Linked DNA regions of Homo sapiens: region 1 is linked to region 2. Evidence: read pairs that join two places in POLR2A ChIA-PET (ENCODE). Cell type or tissue: HCT116. All regions are shown on one strand.

Evidence for each region. Peaks named below come from ENCODE experiments on the same cell type or tissue, not always from the same donor. Only the 100,000 strongest peaks of a DNase experiment are listed, where the experiment ranks them.
Region 1: POLR2A ChIA-PET joins it to region 2 with 5 read pairs; 2 of 35 experiments call an interaction of 5 or more read pairs at or near these places.

Annotation. Positions count from the first base shown.
Region 1 is chr14:67,932,622-67,936,621 of GRCh38, forward strand. The region is part of intron 7 of RAD51B (RAD51 paralog B); the gene reads left to right. Among named protein-coding and RNA genes, the nearest start is that of RAD51B, 110 kb to the left of the region's middle. In HCT116, a CTCF peak has its summit at 1,581 (motif pointing right); a DNase peak (open chromatin) is centred at 1,590; H3K27ac peaks cover 2,762 bases.
Region 2 is chr14:68,932,797-68,936,796 of GRCh38, forward strand. All of the region lies in intron 1 of ACTN1 (actinin alpha 1), which reads right to left. It also overlaps the pseudogene BANF1P1. Among named protein-coding and RNA genes, the nearest start is that of ACTN1, 45 kb to the right of the region's middle. RefSeq lists enhancers at 488-998, 2,372-2,873, 2,874-3,373. In HCT116, no CTCF peak of the experiment used is centred here; no DNase peak of the experiment used is centred here.

The sequences.
Region 1 (4,000 bases), 1.0 Mb before region 2:
TGGTGTGGGTAGTGGCAGCAGCAGTGAGGAGAAGACCCTCTGGGTCCCAAGCAGTATGTGCTAATGTTGATGGTGGCTGTGATGCAGGGTCACTATCCACAGCCCCAGACACACAGCTCTTAGACTTGTCCACTCTTGGCAGCAACAGTACTGTACTGCTATGCCAAGGAGGGGAGGGGCCCCATGTTCACGTATGAGTCTAAGCATGGAGGCCACACCACCAGTGGGGGCACAGTTACTACTTACAGCCCCAGACAGGCAGCTCCTCCGGCTTGTCCACCCTGGCCCCTGGCAATAGCAGCAGTGGCAGCGGCTGTAGTGGTGTGCAGAGGAGGAGAGAGGCTCCTGTTGTATATGTGTAAACCTGAGCACAGAGACCACTCCATTGGTGCAGGCAGGGTCACTGCTTCCAGCTCCAGACAGCTATTATGCTTACCCATCTGGGTTCCTAGTGACAGCTACTGCTATGGCAATATGCAGAGAAGGGGAGGAGATCTTTCCACTTGTGAGCTTGAGCACAGAATTTGTGCTGCCTTTCCGGTAGAATGCACCTTTGGTACACTGTAACTTTTTGGTACACTGCACCATTCCCTGAGGAGTAGTGTTTTCCATGGGCTAGAATACTGGGGACCCTGGAGCACCTTTGGGTCCAGCCAGTGCTATGCTGCTGTAGCCATTTGAGTCAACACTGGGGTTGTTAGTGGGAGATCCCAGAATGTGGAGATATGGGGCCTCTGATTTCCAGGTCAGGATGCAGTCCTATGACAGCTGTGCTCTCACAGTAGTGCTCTGCAGTAGCAGCTTAGGCCTTGGGGGTGTGACTGACCCAGCATGAGTTCCTTGTCTGGTGCAATGCCCTTGTGGGTCTCCAGATCACCACCCTTGCTAGTATCAGGGTTTGTGTGGGTAGAGGAGCTCTCCCATGGTTTGGATTGCTGCAGTCCACAGTGGGGACATGGATTGTTAAGGTTCTCTCACTTACCCTTCCCTATGATAATGAGTCCCTTGGGGCTCATAGCTGATCTTGGCTGAGTTGGTCACTTGCTTCCTTCTCCTTCTTTGCCTCAGGTGTTTCCTGTGACTAGATCCTGTTGGACACTAGTGTTCTCTTCTAGATGTTCTATTATAGGTGTGATTATTTTGGTTATATATTAGTAATTTTGGTTCTTTCTGGAGAGGGTGAGTGTCCAATCTCTCTAGTTAGCCACCTTGAATACATCTCTGCTGAGGAGTTCAGGAAGAGCAGAAGCTACCTCTATGCTCCTGCTGAGTCAGGCAATGCCTATACCTTTAATTCTACCAGAATTGAAGTAACAAATTTGTCTACTTTAGGGCAATAAATAAAGTCAATATACACCTGACTACAAAGCTTCGTAGACTATCAACATCAGTTACTTCTGACAGCTTGGTTGTAGATGTGAAAGGAAATGGGTTCATTGTATCTGATGCTGCCGTTAGACCAAGCTGGCACCACAGAAGACCTGGAATTTGTTAATACTGCTTAACTTTCATGTTTCCTGGTACAATCAGGATGAAGGGAACTGTAACCACTAGGTGGCATCTTTTAATTAGAAAACTGTGAATACTCCATTGCTCACTAGGATCCTTGTGGCCTACTTAGCAAAGCAATTGCCTGTGAGAGCAGCTGGTGGCAGTCTTTAAGATGCAGATTTCAAATAGGAGAGAAAGGAAGAGATAAAGATAAAAAGAGAGGAAAGAAGTGGGAGGGCAAGAGAAGAGAAAAGGAGAAAGTAAACAGGCGTACTGTGAAGGAAGTAGTAAAATGCCATCAGTAATTAGCTCAGGAAAGTGGTATTTATGGCATTTGTTGCTTACCATTGTTTCATTTCTTTATTTATTTGACACGTATTTAATGGGAATTAGGAATTCTGGCTGAGGATACGAGATGCTGTTTCTACCCTCAGAGAGTTGATAGCTAAAGGGAGTTTAAAATATCTCAACTTAAAATCTTGACCCCCTTCCTGTAGAGTATGTTAAATAATACATGAAATAATACCTTTTATTTTTAGTTTTATTTGTTTCGTATTCTCTATTTCATTCCCCTATCAGAGAAAAGAGTTTCTGGAGTACTCTAGTTGACATACTTTGAAAATTAGCCCCTTGAGGGCAGGGAGTGTATATTATTGAGGAATCTGGAGCATGTTGTTCCATCCCTGACTCTTATTGATGGGGGGGAATGTCCATACGTTGAACGAATGGTAGGATCAGATGAGAAACCTCAGCAAGGTGTCTCCTGGTTATAGTCTACAGCCTTCCTGGCTCTTTGTAGAATTTAGGCTTCTGACTTTGAATGCTTTCCTGACAGCACCATACTCTCCTCTGCTATATAGCACACTATCATATTGCCTGTTTACGAGGCATTTGTGTTTCTCCACAGTGATGAATTCTTTTATGGTAGGGTCTGTTTCTAATTTAATTTATTTATGTAGTTTCAGTGTTTAGCAGGTGGTGAGTGCTCAATAAATTTTGGTTAAATGAATGAATAAATCTGACTAATTATAGTGTACTTGGTATAAGATAAATTTGTATAGGAATCCTTTTGGAGAGAGTTAATTTTTGGATATGCCAGAAAGACCATCCTTTAAGATTTTTTTTACATATGTGAGGATGATTAGGCAATTACTTTGAGTGTAAGATATGGTGCACTTTCAAAGATAACCAGAAGATATACCAGTTGTATGCTAGAGATGGATTTGTAGTGCCAATTCTACAAATACAACTCTTAAAAAAGTTTTTTTTTCAGAGACAGTCTTGCTCTCTTGCCCAAATGGGAGTTCAATGGCTCGATTATAGCTCACTGCAGCTTTCACCTCCTGGGGTTGGGTGATTTTCCTGCCTCAGCATCCCATGTAGCTAGGACTACAGGCACATACCATCAGGCCATGCTGATTTTAAAATTTTTTTGTAGAGATGGGGATCTTGCTGTGTTGCCCAGGCTAGTTATAAATCCCTGGCCTCAAGGGATCCTCCTGCTTTGGCCTCCCAAAGTGTTGGGATTAGAAGTGTGAGCCACTGCCCCTGGCCAACTCTTTTAAATTTTAAAGTGGATTCTGTTGCGTTGTCTTAGATAAGTAGCCCAGCTGCAGTCTTCTTGTTTCTTTTTTCTAAAATAATAGGCACTGATGACATCTATTATTTGCTCCTTCAGGATCTAGGGCCTGCCGAGGACTTCATCTTATAAAGATGAGTATGAGAACTGAGACAAGGTCAAGTAGAGTAGTAAAAGGTGGGCAGAGAGGGATTTCACTATGGCGGAATTCTATTATACCAGAGGATAATGTCAGTAGGCCAACGTCTGTTTGTTGAATGCCAGAACTTTCATATTCAAGAATATATATTAGAAAATAGATGTCATTTTATTAATAGACCTTTTTAGAAAGGTCTATCTTATAAAGGACACATTATAAAAAGCCTTCAAAAAACAAAAATTTTAACAGCTTTTTGAGATATAATTTACATACCATACAATTCACCCTTTTAAGGTACACAATATAGGGTTCTTTTTTTAGCATATTGACAGATTGTGCAACGATCACCACAGTCTAATTCCAAAACATTTCACCACCCCAAGAAGAAACCCTGTACCCAGTAGCAGCCACTCTCTCACTCTGCATTTCCACCTTCCCCAAGCCCTTGGAAATCTCTATTTGCTATCTCTATAGATTTGCCTGTTATGGACATTTCATGAAAGTGGAGTCATATAATGTGTGTTCTTTTGTGACTGGCTTCTTTCATATAGCATAAAGTTTTCAAAATTAGTGTTGCAGCATGTTATCAGTATTCTTCATTCCTTTTCATTGCCAAATAATATACTGTTGTATAGATAGAACTCATTTTGTTTATCCATTTATCAGTTGATGGACATTTGGTTTATTTTCACATTTTGGGTATTATGAATAATGCAGTAATAAGCATCCATGTACAAGCTTTTGTTTGGACATATGTTTTTATTTCTCTTGGTTATATCCCCAGGAGTAGA
Region 2 (4,000 bases):
GCATCATAGATGTTCAGCAGCACCCCTGGACCACACCCTAGTTGCTGGTAACATCGCCCAACCCCAAGCTATGACAAGCAAAATTCACCCCTCAGTTCCTCATCTGGAGGAGACAAACACATATGCCACAGATCGTAATAACAGCAGCAGCTAATACGTATTGACCATTTGCTACACGCCAGATCCTCTCCTGAGTGCTTTACCTCCTTTAACTCATTGAATCATCACAATGACACTGTGGGACAAGTATTATTCTCCCCACTTTAGAGATGAGGAAACTAAGGCACAAGGAGGGGTCAAGTGTAGGACAAGTTAGTCCTTACCTCCTTGTATTTTTTTTATTATTATTATTATTTGCGATGTATCTCGCTCTGTCGCCCTGGCTGGAGTGCAGTGGTGCGATCTCGGCTCACTGCAACATCTGCCTCAGGGGTTCAAGCAATTCTCCTGCCTCAGCCTCCTGAGTATCTGGGATTACAGGCAAGCACCACCATACCTGGGTAATTTTTTTGTATTTTTAGTAGAGACGGGGTTTCACCGTGTTGGCCAGGCTGGTCTCAAACTCCTGACCTCAAGTGATCCGCCCGCCTCAGCCTCCCAAAGTGCTGGGATTACAGGCATGAGCCACCACGCCCGGCCACCTCCCTGTATTCTTATGCATTGTTCTTGAAACAGTGGCCCTCTTGGGCTATCCTTTGTTTTTCTACCCAGAAGAAAACATGGCTATCCTGAAATACAAGTATACTAGGGTGCATGAGAGCTACTCAATGGCAACTAGAATACGGCCTCTGTATCACGGCAGGAGGTGGCCCGGGGCAGAAGCAGCTCCTCTGTGCCTCATATGGGAACATAGGCCCTTGGCTGCCACACCTCCAATGAAGAAGAGACAGAAATCTGAACTTATGCTGGGTGTAGTGGCTTATGCCTGTAATCCCAGCACTTTGGGAGGCCAAAGTGGAAGGATCACTTGTGTCCAGGAGTTCGAGACCAGCCTGGGCAACTTCATCTCTACAGAAAAAATCAAACAAAATTTAGCCAAGCATGGTGGTACACACCTGTAGTCCCAGCTCCTCAGTAGGCTAAGGCAGGAAGATTGCTTGAGCCTGGGAGATGATGGCTACAGAGAGCCATGATTGTGTCACTACAGTCCAACCTGGGGTGACAGAGTGAGACCCTGTCTCAAGAAAAAAAAAAAAAAAAATCTAGATTTTTATGTAGACTCCCTCAGTTTTGAAATGCTGCCACAATATAAAAATAAGACATCCCACAGGCCCCCCAAAAATGTCAGCAGGCTAAATGTGAATTAAGACCCAATGGGTCTTTAGTTTCACAATGGGAAAACATGAAAGCTTTCTAAGTCTGCTAATAAAGTTACACACGTAATAATGTATGACATGCTAAAACAAGCACGCAGCAGACAGCTGTGCCTACCACAGTTAACACTCCTGACAGGTCTTGGGGACATCAGCCATCTGGGAGTCGGCAAAAGCTGGCAAGACTTCCCGTAAGGGGCAGCGGGCGCGCCTCTCCTGGGGCTGGATCAATGAGGAACCCACGTCAATACCTGTCACAAGGGCCTGTGGTTAGACATGTCACGCACATGCTGCCATGCTTGTGAATTTTCAAAAGGTGTATTTGTCACTTATTACATGTGCAAAGTAGTTTTCTGATCATTTCCACTGCTGGTGGGTTCAATGACAAAGGCACATTACTGTGGGCAGGCGATTGGTACAACTCTGATGGACAGCAACTCACCAAGGTGAACTAAGATGGGCACCAGCCCTTAGCCCAATTCTGGGCCACCATCCTGAATAAAGACTAATAATTCTAAATATAAAGCAAAGGCTGTAAGCATACAAATGTTCTTGCCAGTATTCCTTGAGAGAGAAAAATTAGAAAGAGACAGAAATTGTATTAATAAGGTATTAGGTTAAGTATATTAGGCTTCATCATCCACTTAATGAAATATTACATGGCCAAAATGATGGGTTCTGAAACTATGTTACTATGAAAAAAACTGCTTATATATAATTAACCAAAAAAAGCAGGATTCAAGACTGTATGTACTGCAAGTTTAAAACTATGTGGGCAATCACACAAACATGAAAAAAATGACTAAAAACAAAACACATCAAAATGCTAACAGGGCTTGCACTCCAGTAACTGAACTGATTAGGATTTTTTGCTGTTTTACAGTTGTCTGTAAATGTGGTTGGTTGTGGGCTTTGTTTTTGTTTTTTTTTAAGATGGAGTTTTGCTCTTGTTGCCCAGGCTGGAGTGCAATGGCACAATCTCCGCTCACTGCAACCTCCATCTCTCAGGTTCAAGCTATTCTCCTGCCTTACCCTCCCCCGACTAGCTGGGATTACAGGCATGTGCCACCACACCCAACTAATTTTGTATTTTTAGTAGAGATGGGGTTTCTCCATATTGGTCAGGCTGGTCTCGAACTCCTGAGCTCAGGTGATCCACCTGCCTCTGCCTCCCAAAATGCTGGGATTACAGGCATGAGCTACTGTGCCTGGCAATGTGGTTGGTTTTTATGATGATCTGCTCCCTCTCCCTTCTCCTGTCAGAGAGCTCTCTGTTCATTTTTTTTTTTTTTTTTTTTTTTTTTGAGAGGAGTCTGCCCAGGCTGGAGTGCAGTGGTGCAATCTCAGCTCACTGCAACCTCCACCTCTCAGGTTCAAGCAATTCTCCTGCCTCAGCCTCCTGAGTTGCTGGGACTACAGGCGCGTGCCACCACGCCCGGCTAAGTTTTGTATTTTTAGTAGAGACGGGGTTTTGCTATGTTGGCCTGGCTGGTCTCAAACTCCTGACCTCAAGCGATCTGTCCACCTTGGCTTCCCAAAGTGCTGGGATTACAGGCATGAGCCACCACACCCGGCTAGAGCGCTCTATTCTGATGTTTAAGCCTCAACACACAATCCAGGCCATCCACTCTGGCTGACCTCCCCAGAGAAGCCTCCATTGACAAAGGTGCTTTTTCCATTTGTTGCACAGTGGAATAAACAAGATAACCCACCTGCAGCCAAACAAGACTAGCTGGGCAGTGGTGGGACAGCCCAGGCTCCAAACTCACGTGCTGGCCACACCTCTTCCAAGCACATCCTCCCACTCTCCCGGAATCAAAAATACCAGCCACCATTCAGGCCAGGGGAGTTAAGTGTTCAGAGGATGGGATCAGGAAACCTGGGACCTGCCCTGGCTCAGCCAGGCGTGTGACCTCAGATAAGTCACTTCAATCCCTTCCAGCTCTGCTAGCGCAAACAAGTCCCTCCTACCTTGCAGGCTGGAGCCCAGAAACTTTTCCCATCAGAACACGCCTAATGAGAAGACACAACCAAACAGCACCCGGCAACAATCTTTTGTTCCTGTGTAGGGTTTATTCTGATTGGTGGGCTCTCAAAGAAAGCCAAAAAATTTCCCAGGGACAATTTCATCTCCATGAACTCAAAACATACTCAGTGTTTCTGTCTCAAGACAGCCAGCTCCTAACCCTTCTCAGCAAGCAGAATCCTGACGTTAGTGTCCCGGACAGCATCTAAAAGCTTTATGCTAGAACATTCCTAGCAGGACACAGAAGGACCAGGATCATCGGCTGCCTCCAGGGAGAGAAATGGGAAGGCAGGGGGTAGAGAACACTTGCTTTTCACAGAATATGCTTTTGTTTGAGTTTTGTACCAAAATGTGCTGTCATTACCTTTTTTTTTTTTTTAAGTATGCAAATAAAAGAACAGTCTGTCTAGGGGGTGGCGGGAGGAACTGTTACGGGAATTGAAGCTGCCGATTAGGCCTAATCAAGATGACAACCTTCCAAAAGCACCGAGAGTTCGTGGCAGAGCCCATGGGGGAAGAGCCAGTGGGGAGCCTGGCCGGGTGAAGTCCTGGGCAAGAAGCCGGAGGAAAGGGGCTTTGACAAAGCCTATGTTGTCCTTGGCCAGTTTCTGGTGCTGAAGAAAACTGAAGACCTCTTCCAGGAATGGCTGAAGGACACTTG